2 separate regions of the Homo sapiens genome follow, and region 1 is linked to region 2. A link is an interaction called in ENCODE POLR2A ChIA-PET data of the cell type or tissue named here. Cell type or tissue: PC-9. All regions are shown on one strand. Each heading gives the region's core, and the rest is flanking DNA. Links, peaks and the distances in the headings are about the cores only. Region 1 overlaps UQCR10 (ubiquinol-cytochrome c reductase, complex III subunit X). Region 2 overlaps CABP7-DT (CABP7 divergent transcript).

Evidence for each region. Peaks named below come from ENCODE experiments on the same cell type or tissue, not always from the same donor. Only the 100,000 strongest peaks of a DNase experiment are listed, where the experiment ranks them.
Region 1: POLR2A ChIA-PET joins it to region 2 with 7 read pairs; 8 of 35 experiments call an interaction of 5 or more read pairs at or near these places.

What each region holds. Positions count from the first base shown.
Region 1 is chr22:29,769,583-29,774,582 of GRCh38, forward strand. It overlaps UQCR10 (ubiquinol-cytochrome c reductase, complex III subunit X), which reads left to right. Exons shown (of 2, transcript NM_013387.4): 2 at 96-831. The coding sequence ends at 137. Among named protein-coding and RNA genes, the nearest start is that of UQCR10, 4.7 kb to the left of the region's middle. In PC-9, for the core only: a CTCF peak has its summit at 2,907; DNase peaks (open chromatin) are centred at 2,889 and 3,899; H3K27ac peaks cover 2,213 bases.
Region 2 is chr22:29,707,153-29,713,644 of GRCh38, forward strand. All of the region lies in intron 1 of CABP7-DT (CABP7 divergent transcript), which reads right to left. Among named protein-coding and RNA genes, the nearest start is that of CABP7-DT, 9.5 kb to the right of the region's middle. In PC-9, for the core only: no CTCF peak of the experiment used is centred there; no DNase peak of the experiment used is centred there.

The DNA.
Region 1 (5,000 bases), core at 1-5,000, 62 kb after region 2:
CCCCCAAGCTCATTTTAGAGACCAGGGCAGTGGGAGTAGTTGTAAAATGTGAGAGGCAAAGGTCAAAGTTTGTGGCTCTTGTCTTTAAAATGCAGAAGCTGTGGAAACACATCAAGCACAAGTATGAGAACAAGTAGTTCCTTGGAGGCCCCCATCCAGGCCAGAAGGACCAGGTCCACCCAGCAGCTGTTTGCCCAGAGCTGGAGCCTCAGCTTGAAGATGATGCTCAAGGTACTCTTCATGGACCACCATTCGCTGTTGGCAAGAAACGGCTTTACTTACAAAACAGACTCTTTACCTTCTGCTGTGTTTGAAGTATGTTTAGTCAGCATGCTCAGGAAATAAATGTGAATTGCCCTTGAGACCTGCTTCTACATTGGTTGCTTTGTTAACTCTACCTGATCTTCACTTGTCAGTAATTTGAGACCACTTCAAAGCCCTCTGCAAACACCCCAAAGGCAGAATCTGCTATTTTGAGTTTTCCATTAACTTCCAAAGAATTCTGGTTTTCAAAACAGGAGCCAGAGTTGGAGATATTACAGTCAACTTTGGCTTCTAAGCCAGTAATTCCATTCTTAAATACCTCACTGTCTTGGCCATGGGGAAGCACTATGGCCTCAGCTGGGGGAAAGACCCTGGCCTAGGGGTCTTAGCCACTCCCCACCCTAGGGTATAGTTCAGGGGTATCCAATCCTTTGGCTTCCCTGGGCCATGTTGGAAGAATTGTCTTGGGCCACACATAAAATACAGTAACCATAGCTGATGAGCTAAAACAAAAAACAATGGTTTGTGCAAAAATCTCATAATGTTTTAATAAAGTTGAAGAATTTGTGTTTGGGCCTCATTCAAAGCCATCCTGGGCTGCGTGCAGCCTGCAGGCCACGGGTTGGACAAGCTTGGTGTATTCTGCCTATTACTGAGTATCTTTTGGTAAGCAGTCATACCTCTCTGGGTCACAGCCTCCTGCCACAGTTCCACTCTGATGAGTTCAGTTCATAAAAGTGCTTAGTTGGTGGGTTTGAATCCTTACTCCACTGATTCTAGCTATGGGAACCAAGGTGATATGGTTTGGCTGTGTCCCCACCCAAATCTCGTTTTGAATTGTAGCTCCCATAGTGCCCATGTGTTGTGGGAGGGACTCGGTGGGAGATAATTGAATCATGGGAGCGGTTCCCCCACACTGTTCTCGTGATAGTGAATAAGTCTCACGAGATCTGATGATTTTATAAGGGGTTTCCCCTTTTGCTTGGCTCTGATTCTCTTGCCTGCTGCCATGTAAGACGGGCCTTTCGCCTTCCACCATGATTGTGAGGCCTCCTCAGCCATGTGGAAATGCGAATGCATTAAACCTCTTTTTATAAATTACCCAGTCTCGGGTATGTCTTTATCAGCAGCGTGAAAATGGACTAATACACAAGGGCAAGGCACTTGAACTTGCTGAACTCCGGTTTCCTTATCTGTAAAATGGGGTAGTAGAACATACTGTGTGGGATTTTTGGGAGTATTAAAGGAGTTGCAGGCCTGTAATCCCAGCACTTTAGGAGGCTGAGGTGGGAGGATTGCTTGAGGCCAACAGTTTAAGACCAGTCTAAGCAACATAGTGAGATACCCTGCCTCTACAAAAAAATTTAAAATTACCTGAGCATGGTGGCACCAGCCTATAATCCCAGCTACTTGGGAGGCTGAGGTGGGAGGATTACTTGAGCCAAGAAGTTAAGGTTACAGTGAGTTATGATTGTGCCACTGCACTCCTGCCTGGGGGAGAGTGAGACCCTGTCTCTAAAAATTTTTGGCTGGGCATAGTGTCTCACACCTGTAATCCCAGCACTTTGGGAGGCCAAGGCAGGCGGATCACTTAAGGTCAGGAGCTCAAGACCAGCCTGGCCAACATGGTGAAACCCCATCTCTACTAAAAATACAAAAATTAGCCGAGTGTGGTGGCATATGCTTGTAATCCCAGCTACTCGGGAGGCTGAGGCAGGAGAATTGCTTGAACTCGGGAAGTGGAGGTTACAGTGAGCCGAGATTGCGCCACTACACTCCAGCCTGGGAGACAGCAAGACTGTCTTGCTCTGTCATCCAGAATGGAATGCTATGGCCTGATCTCAGCTCAATGCAGCCTCGACCTGGGTGCAAACAATCCTCCCACCTCAGCCTCCCAGGTAGCTGGGACTACAGGTGTGCGCCACCACTCCCCACTAGTTTTTTTGTATTTTTTGTAGAGGTAGGGTTTTGCCATGTTGCCCAGGCTGGTCTCGAACTCCTGGACTCAAGACATCCTCCTGCCTTGGCTTCCCAAAGTGTTGGGATTACAGGCGTGAGCCACCATGCCCAGCCAAAAATGTTTTTAAATTAAATTTTTAAAAATAGAGGAGCTGTAGGCCGGGCGTGGTGGCTCACGCCTGTAATCCCAGCACTTTGTGAGGCCGAGGTGGGTGGATCACGAGGTCAGGAGATTGAGACCATCCTGGCTAACACGGTGAAACCCCATTTCTACTAAAAATACAAAAACATTAGCCGGGCGTGGTGGCGGGCGCCTGTAGTCCCAGCTACTCGGGAGGCTGAGGCAGGAGAACGGCGTGAACCCGGGAGGCGGAGGTTGCAATGAGCAGAGATCGCATCACTGCACTCCAGCCTGGGCAACAGAGCAAGACTCCATCTCAAAAAAAAAAAAAAAAATAGACGAGCTGTAATGCAGTTAGCACAGTCACAGATGCTGGCACATGGAAGAAACTGTTGGCAGAGAGACATGGAGGCTAAGGACTCAGAAAACCAGACGATTCTGCTGGAAGGCTGGAGCAGTAGGAATGTGAAGAGGAGGAGTTGGAGAAACGTCTGGTCATTCATTCAGCAAGTGTTTGGCTGGCCACTGTGAGGCACTGTGCTAGCAGGACATATGATGGTAATATAGCATGTGGGGCTTAAACTCCTATGGGGAAGACACTAAAAGCCATCCTGTATTATTACAGACTGAGCCAAAGGCTCTGGGAAGCAGTGCAAGGAGAGGGAGGGATTAACCAGGGTGACAGCTGGTCTAGGGAAGCCTCAGAAGAGCTGAGACCGATAGGTGATAAAGATGAGCCACTTACGTTGGGCGTTAGAGGCAAAGCAGGGGAAGTAGCAGGTTTTAGGGCCCATATGGGGAAAGCACTTGCTGTGTTGCAGGAGCTCACAGGCCAGGTAGATGAGGTTGAAGGTGGAGAATACACGAGACCAGATCATTCAGGACCTGGTAAGTCATAGTGAAGAATCTGGGCCGGGCACAGTGGTTCATGCCTGCAATCCCAGCACTTTGGGAGGCCGAGGTGGGTGGATCACTTGAGGTCAGGAGTTCAAGACCAGCCTGGCCAACATGGTGAAACCCCTGTCTCTACTAAAAATACAAAAATTAGCGGGGGCGTGGTGGCGTGCACCTATAACCCCAGCTACTTGGGAGGGTGAGGCAGGAGAATCGTTTGAACCTGGGAGGCAGAGGTTGTAGTGAGCTGAGGTCTCACCACTGCACTCTAGCCTGGGCGATAGAGTGAGACTCCATCTCAAAAAAAAAAAAAAAAAAAAAAAAGAATCTGGATTTTACCAAAATTAGAATGAGTAGCTACTACTGAAAATGTCTTAAGCAAGGGAGCAACAAGCTCTGTCATATAAAAACCTCACTCTGGGAACTGTGGGGCAATTAGATTGGAAGTGGGTGGGAATAAAAGCAGAGAGCCTAGCTAGGAGGCTGATGCCTGGCTCCTGGTTAGAGCTGATGGCTGTTAGAGACCTTGCAGCCTGGCTGGAAACCGTGCCTCCTGGCTGGGAGTGCCAGAGGAGAACACTGGGAAGCCCTGAGCAGGCATAGAGCAGTTGTTTTGTAGCTGGGGTGGCTGCCTGGCCTAGTAAGGTAAATGACTCACCCGTCTGCCATCTTTCACCTACAGCCTGATGTGATTCAGCCAGAGCTGGATTATCCAGAATCTTCTCTGATGGAGGAAGATTCAGGTCAGGAAACCCATGGAGAGGTAGGAGAGACCCTAGAAATTGTCCAGTTTTTCCTACCTGAGGTGTATCTTTGTGAAGACGAAGTTGAAGCCTAGAAAAATCATGACCTGCTGAAGATAGTATAGCTCTGGGGGTCAAATCAAGACCTAAACCAGGCCAGGCGCGGTCAGACGTGGTGGCTCACGCCTGTAATCCCAACACTTTGAGAGGCCAAGGCAGGTGAATCACTTGAGGTCAGGAGTTCGAGACCAGCCTGGGCAACATGGCAAAACCCTGTCTCTACTAAAAATACAAAAATTAGCCGGGTGTGATGGCTCATGCCTGTAATCCCAGCTACTCGGGAGGCTGAGGCAGGAGAATCGCTTTAACCTGGGAGTCAGAGGTTGCAGTGAGCTGAGATTGTGCCACTGCACTCCAGCCTGGGCAACAGAGCGAGACCCCATCTCAAAAACAAACAAACAAAAAACGCATAAAAAATTAAAGTTAGTTTTATTCAGAAGTTTTTTTGTTTTTTCTGTGTGTGTGCTTTTTTTTTTTTTTTTGAGAAAAAAAAAAAAAAAAAAAAAGGAGCCCTGAACCAAAGCGGAGGCTATTCTAAGACTTTTGTTTTTGAGACGCCATAATAGCTCACTGCAGCTTTGAACTCCTGGGCTCCTCCTGCCTCGGCCTCCTGAGTTGCTGGGAGTACAGGTGTGTGCCATTGTGCCCAGCTAATTTTTTGCAGAGACGTGGTCTTGCCATTACCCAGAAGGCTCTTAAACTCCCGGCCTCCAGTGATCCTCCCTCCTTGGCCTCCCAAAACACTAGGAAAATAGGCGTGAGGCACTATCCCTGGTCTCAGATGTTTATGAATGATTTCAGCATCACATAGAGAATGACTCTGGGGGTTGAAGATTGCAACTTATATTAAATTGTTCCCAATTATTTGAGGGCAACATTCTGGTAAACAATAAAGCAGGGGCCAGGCACAGTGGCTCACGCCTGTAATCCCAGCACTTTGGGAGGCTGAGGCGGGTGGA
Region 2 (6,492 bases), core at 842-5,841:
GGGGCAGGTGCGACACGCACACACACCCGCCGACCGACCGTTGGGTGATGGATCTTTTCCTCCTCTCCCCCTCCCCAGGAGCTCGGCTCCATCTGGTCAGGCGCAGTGCCAGGCTGATGGATGGGCCACTCACTGGGCCACCCTCGCCGAGGCTGCCTCCTGCACTCTGGATACTGCACACCAGGGTCAGCAGGGTAGGTCTGCGGATGCTCATTCAGTCATTCAACAAACACGTATTCACCAGGGCCTACTATGTGCTAGAATGAAGCAGTGAGCAAAACAGACTAGGAAACCAGCCATCACCCTCCATGTGACAAATATGGTCACAGGGCAAGCAGAGGGTGACTGTGCAAGCCAGAGGAAGCCTCTGAGCTGACTCGAGGGACCAGGGCAAGGAGTCTTCACAGGACAAAGCGAGCAGCTTCTAAAAAGGCCTCCATGTGAGAAAGGGCAAGGCATGTCTACACAATAGTGACAAGTTCAGGATGGTGGGGTTGGGACGGGGGCAAGGGCCAGGGCAGGCTGAGAGGTGAAGCAAGGCCAGTTTGGGCTCACCCCAGGGCAGGAGGGTGCTGGGCCAGGTTGGCATTTCCAAAAGACCCTGCTGCTGCCAGGGAAGGAGGCATGCTGAAGGTCTGCTGAAATTCAGGAGCAGGCAAGGCGTGGTGCTGTGCACCTGTAATCCCAGCACTTTGGGAGGCTGAGACAGGAGGATCGCTTGAGCCCAGGAGTTTGAGTCTGCAGTGAGCCATGATCACCCCACTACACTCCAGGCTGGGTGACAGAGCAAGACCCTGTGTCAAAAAAAGAAAAGAAGGCAGGGCACAGTGGCTCATGCCTGTAATCCCAACAATTTGGGAGGCCAAGGCGAGCAGATGACTTGAAGTCAGGAGTTCGAGACCATCCTGGCTCGAACATGGTGAAACCTTCATTTCTATGAAAAATACAAAAACGGCCAGGCATGGTGGCTCACGCCTGTAATCCCAACACTTTGGGAAGCCAGGGTAGGCAGGAGCTCGAGACCAGCCTGACCAACACAGTGAAACCCCATCTACTAAAAATACAAAAATTAGTTGGGCATGGTGGCATGTGCCTGTAGTCCCAGCTACTCAGGAGGCTGAGGTAGGAGAATCGCTTGAACCCGGGAGGCGGAGGTTGCAGTGAGCTGAGATTGCGCCATTGCACTCCAGCCTGGGCAAAAGAGCGAGACTCCATTTCAACAAAACAAAAATTAGCCGGGTGTGGTAGCACGCGCCTGTAATCCCAGCTACTTGGGAGGCTGAGACAGGAGACTCGCTTGAATCCGGGAGGCAGAGGTTGCAGTGAGCCAAGATTGTGCTATTGCACTCCAGCCTGGGCGACAGAGCAAGACTGTCTCAAAAGTAGAAAAAAAAGAAAGAAAGAAATGAAAAGAAAAATGCAGAAGCAGATCAGCCCTGGTGCAGGGGATACTGGAAGAGCCAGCGAAGAGCAGGGATGTGAAATCCTGGAACCAACGGCGGTCAGTACCAGAAGCCAGGGGTGGTCGCATTTGCCCCATTTTAAAGATGAGAAACTGAGGCTCGGAGTTGGGGAAGGATTCACCCAAAAGGTCATGCGGGGCAGAGAAACAGAGCTGGGCAGGAGGCAATGCTCGGTGAGAGCTCTCGGCCCGTTGGACCTCCATGTCCAGGCGCCCTCCCCCTCTGCCTGTAGAGGCTCAGCAGCCTGAGGACACCCCCACCAGCACCAGCAACTCCTCATTCAGGGAGGCAGCTGTCCCCTTCGCGCCGCCATGGACAGGAGCCAGGCAAGAAATATCACATCATTAAAATGACAAATCCCTTCACTAACTGAACCAGAAGGCCTGCCTCCCCACCTTGGATCCCCTCTAGCTCATCTCCCCTCCCAGGCTGGCAGGTGGGCAGGGGAGCCTGTGCGGGGTATGGCCTGTTGTGGTCAGGACCATCGCCTTGCTCCTGAGATGACCTTGGTCCCCAGACTTCTGCTTCACGGCATGGCTTTGGTGTCTGGGATCCCATCAGCACTTCCCAGCAGGAGCCCGGGAGAAGTAGGGGCTCCATTCTACAGGTGGGGAAACTGAGGCTTGGAGAGGCGACCCTCCAGGTAGGACACCCCTCTGCAAAGCTCCTGGCCACTGGGCCTGAGCAGAGACCCTGCCATCCCTGCCATTCCACAGCCCATGTCCTGCCCCTGCTCAGAACAAGAACAAAGCATGACCCACGCCTCAGGATATTTTCCCAGCCCATAACCAGCTGCAGAGCCTGTCTTCAGGGTCAATCCTGCCCCCTACCAGGGTGGGACATGTTTTTGTCTGAGCCCCACCTTGTCAGGAGGCCAGGGCAGGCATCATTCTCCTGAATTGACCGGGCAGGAACCTGGCTGCCTTGGGCAGGCTGCTGCCCTCAGTTTCCCCATCTGGCAATGGGAAGCTGCCCCTGTTCTTTTTTTTTTTGCTTTGAGACAGAGTTTCGCTCTTGTTGCCCAGGCTGGAGTGCAATGGCTCGATCTTGGCTCACCGAAACCTCCGCCTCCCAGGTTCAAGCGATTCTCCTGCCTCAGTCTCCTGAGTAGCTGGGATTACAGGCATGTGCCACCACGCCCGGCTAATTTTTGTATTTTTAGTAGACGGGATTTCTCCATGTTGGTCAGGCTGGTCTCAAACTCCCGACCTCAGGTGATCTGCCTGCCTCGGCCTCCCAAAGTGCTGGGATTACAGGCGTGAGCCACTACGCCTGGCCAGCCCCTGTTCCTTTTGACTGAGGCTGAGCTTGCACAGGGCCTAATGGATGTGGAGTGAGCACCTGTAACACGTGCATGTACACCGCACATTAGATGCCTGTGATGTGTGCACACTTGCCACATGTATGTTTCCACCTGCATCTGCCCTGGCCCCGGGTCCTCAGAGTGTCAGACCCCTGTGTGTGCACATCCACCCTGGCACCCAGACACCCAGCCACAGATGCACACATCTGCACCAACAGCCCACATCCACCCAGACCTGTTCGTGCACATCAGTGTCACATGCCCACAGACACTGAGAGCCCACATGGGGTCCCTGTTCCTCTGGGGAGCAGGGCAGGTGAGCAGATGGCAGGAGATGTCACCTGGCCCCGCTGGCAGCCCTGGTTCCCAGAATGACCCCTCTCTCTGCTCCCTCATCCTTCCTCCGGGCCCAGCTGGCAAGGACACACCGTCCGTCCGCCCAGTGTCCTGGTCTCCTTGGACGCAGACAGAGCCCACGGAAGCGTCTGGCGCATCCTGACTTGGCCGCAGCAGCTGCACCAGCACCCCCAGCCCTCTTCCCTGTGCCCAGCGCTGTCCTGCCTGTCCTTCCCCACCTGCTGGGTGGCCGAAGCAGCCGCCACACGCTACCATGTCCCCATGGTGGGGAGGGGGCTTCCTGCAGCAGCTACCACGAGGGGCCTCTCCAGCCCTCCCGCCTGACCTTGGATAGGTCCTTCCTCTCTCAAGGCCTCAGTTTTCCCATCTGGAAAATCGGAGGGAGGCTAAACTGACTTTCCAAGGTCCTTTCCACGTCTGGCTGTGGGATTCTCCCAAAGACCGGGAAAGGAAGGTGAGGCCAGGGCTCTGGTGGGGAGATTCAGGAGGAGGAAGCGGGGATTTAGGGACAGGCCTGCAGCGCTGGGTTCAGGGCTCTGCTTCAAGTGCATTCTCTCAGTTCGTACCCCCCACTGCCTCCCAATGGGGCTTCAACGCCATTTTACAGATGAGGAAACTGAGGCCTGGAGAGATACTACGCAGGGCAAGAACCCCCCACCTCCAGCTCCCTGCACTCCCTACGCCAAGGGCCAGAGCATGGGAGCCATGCCCAAAACATCCCGCACTTGCTGTCCTGCCCTCGGTCAGGGAGGTGGCATTCCGGGAATGGCTGTCTCCAGAGCCAGGCCTCTCCCCACCCCCTGCTCAAGGCTCCTGGCTCTGAGCCCGCCCAGGCACTGCCCGTCCATCTGCTGTTGCTTCCTGGCAGGGCGAGCGGGCCATACATCACTTAGCCATGCCGAGGAGGCTGGGCCGGGCAGCTGGGCAGGGTATTTCTGGGCTCGGGTGCAACCCCCTCTGTGGGATGTCAGGCATGGACACCTGCCTGGGAACAGGGGTCTTCTTGGGGCCCCAACCTCACCCCCATCCCCCAGATGGCAGGAGCCTGAAGGAGGCAGCTGGAGGCCACAGGGTGACCTGGCTGAAGGGGAGTGGAGGTCAGACTGACAGCCAGGAAGGTCTGAGGTGGTGCGGCTCTGTGGCATTTGGCAGGAGGACAGAGATTTTTATCTCCCCAGCCCCTCCACTTCGCCATGCAACGTGCTGATGTAGGTCGCTGGGGTGCTGCCTCCTGACTGAGCTGCTGCCGGGGGGATGGGTGGGGGACAGGTGGGAGCTGGGGCAGCCGGAAGAAAAAGGTTCACAGCCAGGGGCGTCTCAGCCACCACTCCTGTCCCCAAACCCACAAACCTGCCCCCCACCTGGCCCTGCCTACCAGGGCCGCTCCTGCAGGCAGTCCCTAGCTCTTCATCCATCCCACAACTAAGTACGAGCATCCTCTGTGTACCCCAAAACCAGGGACGCAGCAGCGAGCAAAACCCAGCCCCAGGCAAGGAAGGAGTCTGCGGTGTCACTAGGAGAAGGGCAAGGTTTGTCTTTTACTTGTTTATTTTTAAAGCTAGGGTCTCCAGAGAAGACCCAGGGAGAAGGTGAATTTTGAGTAAAGACTGGGCATGGTGGCTCCCATTCGGTAATCCCAGCACTTAGCGAGGTCAAGGCAGGAGGATCGCTTGAGCCAGAAGTTGGAGACCAGTCTGAGCAACATAGCGAGACTCTGTCTCTACAAAAAAATTTTTTAAAATTAGCCGGGTGTGGTGGCACATGCCTGTAGTCCCAGCTACTCGGTAGGCTGAGGCCCAGGAGGTGGAGACTGCAGTGAGCTATGATTGTGTCACTGCACCCAGCCTGGGTGACAGAGTGAGACCCTGTCTCTAAAAAAAGAGAAAAAAAGAAAAAAGAGAAGAAGAAAGAAAGAGAGAGAGAGAAAGAGAAAGAAAGCAAGAAAGCAAGAAGAAAGAAAAGAAAGAAAGAAAGAAAGAAAGAGAAGGGAAAGAAGGAAGGAAGGAAGGAAGGACCTGAAAAAGTGATTGTATTTGGGAGGAGAGCATTCCTGGCAGAGCACACAGCAAGTGCAAGGGCCCTGGGGTGGGAGTGCGCCTGCCAGGCGAGGCCAGCAGAGCAGGTGAGCTGGGGGAGGAAATGAGAGTAGAGAGGGGAGGAGGGAGACACTGTGGGTCCTGGGGCAACTTTGCTGACTTCAGCTCTTCCTTGGAATAGGGTGGGAGCCACTGGAGGACTGGGAAGGGACCGTGCTGTTTGGGGGAGTGATTGGTGGTAGCTTAAGGGCCCAAAGGGAGATGTTGGAGGGTCAGTGGGAGGGTCCTAGAGGACCAGGGGCCGAGCATGTGACAGAGGCCCTCTGCCATCTGTCTGTCCTCCTCCTCTCCCTTCCGCCCCTTTTTTTGCTTCCTCTCACTCCTTCATCCAGCAGGTATTTGCCGAGTGCAGGAACAGGTCTAGCCTTTTATGAACTCAATCCAAGGGATGCTCCGCCCTCCCCACCCCCTAGGAAGGCACCTCCAATGTCCACCCTGCAGCCTGGGGTGGAGGCCAGGCCACCTCAGCCGCTCTCCACACTCTAGATGGTCAGCCCAGGTGCTGCCTCCTGTGGGTGTAGAATGAACACCCGTGTACTGGTGTACGGGGCTGTCACACACACATCTAGGACCAGCGTGGAGCACACAGGATGTCCCCTTCCCTCCTGGGCCTCAGTTTCCTCGTCTGAGAAATGATTGGAGGACAGGACCTAAGAGCCTGTCCTATTCTAAAATGAAGACACACTGTGGTCACCCAGTGCCCTGGGGGCCACCAGTGCCAGGGGACAGGGCTATGGTTCTGCCTGTGTGGGCTTGGGCACTGGTGAGGCTGTGGCCATGGGCCAGGCTGCACAGAGCCCTGTGAGCCCCAGAAAGCCCAGGGGACAGGTGTGTGAGGACACAGGGAAGGACTAGGCTGGGGGAGCCCCTCCACCCTGGCCTGTGAGGACCTGGGGAGTGACCATCATTGTCCCTGTGTGAAATGCTCTCATAGCCCTCTTCCTCCTGACCTGATGGGACCCTGAGTCTAGGAGGAGTGGTGTGTAGACCCCTGGCCAAGCCTCCCTCACCCAGCTGCCCCAGGAGTAGCAGGAGAGCAGGAGGTCTTAGCAATGACCCAGCTGTAGCTCGGGAAGGGGCCCCGCCCCTCTTCCCTGCCCCTGGCCCCACATAGCCCCCTAGCTCACCCGGACCCCTGCAGCTCCTCTAATTACACAGCCATAAAGCACAAATCTCTAACGATCCAATTAGTAACGCTGTTACTGCTCTGTCCAGGACTAAAATCACCAATTAAACTGCTGTCGATTTTTCATCACTTAGACTCGGCACAGAT